2 separate regions of the Homo sapiens genome follow, and region 1 is linked to region 2. Evidence: chromatin loops called from intact Hi-C (ENCODE). Cell type or tissue: GM12878. All regions are shown on one strand. Links, peaks and the distances in the headings refer to the core of each region. The heading gives the core; the rest is flanking DNA.

Evidence for each region. A loop is a pair of places that touch in the nucleus more often than their neighbours do. Peaks named below come from ENCODE experiments on the same cell type or tissue, not always from the same donor. Only the 100,000 strongest peaks of a DNase experiment are listed, where the experiment ranks them.
Region 1: it touches region 2 in a loop (8-fold over the local background); 1 of 110 quality-filtered maps calls a loop at or near these places.

Annotation. Positions count from the first base shown.
Region 1 is chr6:135,161,200-135,164,021 of GRCh38, forward strand. No RefSeq gene overlaps it. Among named protein-coding and RNA genes, the nearest start is that of MYB, 19 kb to the right of the region's middle. RefSeq lists an enhancer at 2,167-2,236. In GM12878, for the core only: a CTCF peak has its summit at 1,669; a DNase peak (open chromatin) is centred at 2,316; H3K4me3 peaks cover 503 bases; H3K27ac peaks cover 2,500 bases.
Region 2 is chr6:135,000,939-135,003,760 of GRCh38, forward strand. HBS1L (HBS1 like translational GTPase) reads right to left here. Exons shown (of 18, transcript NM_006620.4): 5 at 1,796-1,904. Among named protein-coding and RNA genes, the nearest start is that of MIR3662, 23 kb to the left of the region's middle. In GM12878, for the core only: a CTCF peak has its summit at 1,499 (motif pointing left); a DNase peak (open chromatin) is centred at 2,203; H3K27ac peaks cover 1,613 bases.

The DNA.
Region 1 (2,822 bases), core at 305-2,804, 160 kb after region 2:
ATTCCTGAATCTGTGAATGAGAATTTACTGAATGCCTGATATCTGGTGGGAGATAAAGTATCAATCACAGTTCTTCTGTCCTCCAGGAGCTTCCATGTAGTTGGAGAGAAGAGGTGGATGCACAATACGTGACAGTGTAGAATTGTTTGATTTTCATAGTGTAGGCTGTGTCCTGGAAGATAAAAATCAATGAGATTAGAAATGAAAGGCTTCTTGCAGGAAGTAAACCTAAGAGGGGCTCAAAAACTGGTAAAATCCAGTAAAAAGGAAGACAAAAAGGAAATAAATACATGGATTTAGAAGTGTGTTCACAGGACAGTCAAGAGTCTGGCCTGACCAACAGAGAGGTCTCATGCTGTGGGATAGCAGGACAGAAAGTAGGGCAGGTAAAAGACAGAAAAATTAGGCAGAGCATGAATGTGCAAAACGATGAGTCATTGATTTAAGCAAACTGGAATTAAAATTTGACCCTATCCTCTACATAAGGCTGATATTTCTTTTGGCTCAGTTGGATTTCCTTAGGTCTTCTTCCACAAGAAGCACCAAGATATGGATCTAGTAGTCTGCAAAAGTAAAGGAAGTTAGAGGGCGTGCCTGATGTCAGCCAATGGAAACACACCAGCTGATTAAGGAGGGGCATTATTTCACTTAAAAAGGGGCTCTTGCTTCTCTCTAAGGACTCAAAGGCTGATCAATTCAATGAGAAAGACAACATTGAAAGGACTTGAGTGGTGGGTAACCAGAACTAGAACTCCACAGGAGAACATCAATTGTAGTCTTTACAAATATGTGTTTAACTACAGAAAGAGTGCTTAAAGGACAGTCCAAAGAAACATCTTTGTGTATGAGTGTGAAGGAAACAGAAGATATCAGTTAAAGAAAGGACAAGAAAGGAAATGAAAAAGAGGTGTGAGATTTGTCAACCTTTTCCCTAAGCGCCCTTTCCAGTTCTCAGTGAGTGCAATATAATAACTACCCAACATGACAAAAAAACTCATCATGAAACTTCAGCCAGTGGCAAAGCAGAATGAGCAATTTCATAGAACACAACCAACAACTGACATGAGGTCTGCAACAGAACTACAAAAGGAAGACAAGTTAACTGTTAAACCTCCAACAGTTATGTTCTGCTGGGTTAGGAACAACAAAATTTAGAGGCCACATAGTCTTACATTTTATCCCAAGATGTAAATGTTTTCCTTCTATAAGCTTGCTTAGAAATTGAACACACCAAACTATAGAAGATTTTTTCCTGTAATTTGTTGTGCATTATCAGCTATTTACGTAATTACTCTAATTAAGCTAGTTACAGCAGTTCCTGTAAATATGTGAAAGATCACTGAAACATGTAATTATGTCCTTATATCATTAATTAAACTGTATCAGCTGGGAAAATTACTATAACTATGTCTGGAGGTGTCATTAGTCTGTGTAATGGAGACATAGAATTCTTTATTGAACTATAATAAAGTGTTCTGCATTAATAATACATTTAAAACACCACTTGTGATTTTTTAAAGTTCCAGATCTCAGCATAAAAGAAATATGTATCTTTTACTCCACAATGATTTGAAAAACGGACGCAGGTTTTAGGCTTTTTTTATTACCAACTTGGGTAGAAGGCAAGTTGACAAGTGGGCCCAGTTCCCTAGTGGCCATTCTTGGCATTGCAGCAGGAGCGGCAGCATCAAGCCCTGGGCTCTTCCTCCTGGAAGAGGCTCAGCCAAAGCTCATGCTGGGAGAACTTCCCTGCTTCCCATGCTGAACCCGCCCCAACTGTTCCCTCCTAGGTTCTCATGCACCCACGAACCAACCTCTTTTCTCATCGTTTATATGTAAATAGATGTCCGAATGCCCCTAGCCAAAATATTAGATTAATAATAGTAAGAAAAGGAGTAGAAAAACTTCAAAGTAGTACATTTTTTAAAATAGAATTTCAGGCTGGGCATGGCGGCTCACGCTGGTAATCCCAGATACTCAGGAGGCTGAGGTGGGAAGATTACTTGAGCCCAGGAGGTCGAGGCTGCAGACAGTCATGATTACACCACTGTACTCCAGCTTGGGTGACAAAATGAGATGCTGTCTCAAAAAAAAAAAAAAAAAAAAAAAAAGAAAGAAAGAAATTTAGACATCATGAATATGATAAGTGCAGCTGAGAATCCAGTCTTTCATGCCTTCAAATCAGTCAGTTTCTGTCTCCTTCTGAGGCTGGCCCTGCAGTCAGCACTTGGAGATACCTCAAGCCTTATACCAGGAGGCAGCACCCTGATTCAGTCAAGAAAAAACGCAGATCGCTCTGCCAGGGGATGGCATACCGTGGCCACAGACACTCTTATTGGTTCAAAGGATGCTCAATATGAAGAAAAAGGTGCCTAGGACTGAAAAGATGAGGGGATCCCCAGAACTTCAGAAAGACACACAGGAAACCCCCTCCTTCAGAAAATAACAAACAGAGAAAGCTTTCAGTTCTTCAAGTGCAAAAAATAAAAGCTTATGACTAGAATTCTGATTCTCTTTAGTTTAATGTGTATTTCTGGGGAGAGGAAAAGATTAACGTTCTTATACCAAAATCTTACACAAGGTTTCATCTTTTTTTGGAAATCAACAACTACATTTTAAAAGCAAATTCTTTGAACTAGAAGTTTCTGACTTTTAGCAGAAAACTACACGATTTAATTTTTAATAATTATAAAATACAATACTTAGATTTGTCTCCAATCTTTGTATGTAGCAAATAACATACTTGACTATGGTTCCATCAAATTCACATTTATGGATGAAATAGTTGTTTAGAACTAGATTTAAATTAGTTGAACTTCTTT
Region 2 (2,822 bases), core at 249-2,748:
TCCCTATTATAAATCTCAAAAAATCCTGTAATAGTACAACTTGGTTGGCCTTGAGCACTATTAAGCATTTCTGAGTATTTCGATCTATAACTACAGACCTTTCACATTCTAATGACTTCTCCCATAGAGCCACATCAAAATGTTGCCTCATGGGTGGATTTTTTACCTTTATGTTATTTGCAAGTTTATTTTTAAAATAATACATATTTCCCCAAGGATTCTGAGCAATAAATATTTAATAACTATTCTGTAAAAGGAATACAGTGATGAACATTAACAGTCCCTGGCCTCACAAAGAATATAGTCATAAAATTCTGAAAGGCCTGCATTGTACTTACAGAGTTTTCAAAAATTATGCACATTATTTATTGATACATTTATTACCCATTATCTTTATAATTATTCATTTAGATACCTATGCATTTACTTCTAATATAATACATTAATTTGGGTTCATTTGCATGTTAAGACTTCTGAAAAATCTTTTGTACTAAGATTATAAAATCCTTAGAACAATAAATTGTGTATTCTATTTATTTCCCCCCTCTCTCTCTCTCTGTATGTAAAAATCCCATAATAGAATTAAATGGTACTCAAGAATAAGGACAAAAAGGGCAATTATAATTCTGACAACTCAATCCCAATTCAGAAGGAAAAAAGGCATACACGAAGCTTTTTGAGACTGAATCAGAATTCTAAATTATTTTAACAGGCTAAAGTTACTCATGATAAAAATTAACTTTTTCATTCATCCAATCATTCAATTAATGTACACTGAATGCCTACTATGTCCTAGATAAGGAGTCCTTTCCTTCACTGACTTTGAAATCTAGTGAATAAAGTCTTGTTTCTATAAAATCCAAAAATTGAACTAGGTGATAAACATTCTTCCCAACCAAAACTCATAATACCTCACTAGTTTAGACAAAAGAATATTGTAAGGAAAAAAAAAATAAATAAGGTTCCTGGGTTTATATTTTTAAAAAAATATAACTTGGGAAAAGAGGAAAAAAAAGGAAAAAAAGTATATATATATAAAAATCTATTGTTTATAGTAAAAACCTATTGTTTATATTTGATAACAGCGTTTATCATTTTGGCAGACAAAATACATATAATTTATAAGTAACAATTGAAAATTCTGAAAAATTTTAGAGTTTAAAAATTAATGGCTTTAAAGCAACTCACTTCCCTTGTCTATAAAAACTCCTGGAAGGATTCTAGAGACTTTGATAAGAACAAACAAGTGCTACCAAGGTATGGTTTATTTCCATTTTTCACTACATATTTGAAATTCTACATATGTTTCATATCATATGTCTTTGCTACAATGGTCCAATTTACGTCTTTGCTACAATGGTCCAATTTATTCAATATGAAAATCCAAAAGAGTTTAAAAATATTTTAGTTATTAAAAAATTTAATTAATGATTCCATGATTCGGGGACTCACTCCAAAATCTGGTTACCTCTGCCACCTAGTGGTATAAGAATTCCCTATCTCACAGTGCTAGGTTTCACAAAATCATAGGGTTTTTTATGTTAAAGTAGCTATAAAATATTTATGTAAGAAAACTGGCAGTGAGGTAGAGTAAGTAATACACACAAGATAAGGCCAGAATCAAGCCTAATTTCTCATTTTGTCTCTTTGTACTATGTTATACTGAGGATATATGATACTTCAGTGCTAATGATATATTATGCGAAATTGAAACAGTCTCTTTCTTACAGAAGCAACAGTGATTTCAAAAACTTGGGGGTGGGGGTGGGGATGAGGGAGGTACTCAAAGTCTTACCCAGGCACTTCAAATCCCATAGTTTGCTTCTTTCCAGATACAGTCATTTTAGCAACTTTTGGCACAATTTCAGATTCACTTCGCGATGTCTGGGAATCTACTGGTTTTCCTAGTTAAGGAGTAAAATATAAAAGGCCAATTAATTTCTTTAGTAATATAAAGAAATCTATTACATAGTATTTTAAATTATAGATTATGATAACTTTCACAGAATTAATGTCTTTATAAACACATTATCTCTAAAAAAATTTAGTAAGATATTAATGCTGAAAGAAATTCTGTCACTTTAATCTAGGAAATCCCCTATTGTCAGGACTCTCCTATGCTTAACCTCCACCAAATCTCTTCCTAATTTTGAACTGACTGTTAAGTTTCAGTATTAAGAGGTCACAAGGTAGTTTCTGCACTGAGCCTTGTTCTGACATTATACCTAGACCCTATACCTCCCTTTCCTACCACACCCTTTCACAATACTAAAATTGTTTGGTCAGTTAGCAGATGGCTAAACTATTTTTAATCCTGCGAGGTTTATGAACTGATGAACAAGTTGAGAGTCTGAATTGTGCTGGAATATAGTATATATTTTACTTGCACACAACACTAGACTTACTAAAATACTGATATCTATAAAGAATCTAGGGAAAGAGGTTAATGTAGAAAAACTGAATTAAGAACATGGGGGAATTAGTCAGGCATGGTGACATGTGCCTATAGTCCCAGCTACTCGAGAGGCTAAGGTGAGAGAATGGCTTGAGCCCAGGAGTTTAAGCTTGTAGTGAGCTATGATAACGCCACTGCACTTCAGCCTGGGTGACAAAGCAAGACTCCATCTCTTAAAAAAAAAAAAAAAAAGGCCAGGCACGGTGGCTCATGCCTGTAATCCCAGCACTTTGGGAAGCCAAGGAAGGTGGATCACGAGGTCAGGAGTTCGAGACCAGCCTGACCAACACAGTGAAACCCCTCTCTACTGAAAATACAAAAATAAGCTGGTCATGGTGGTGCACGCTTGTAATCCCAGCTACTCAGA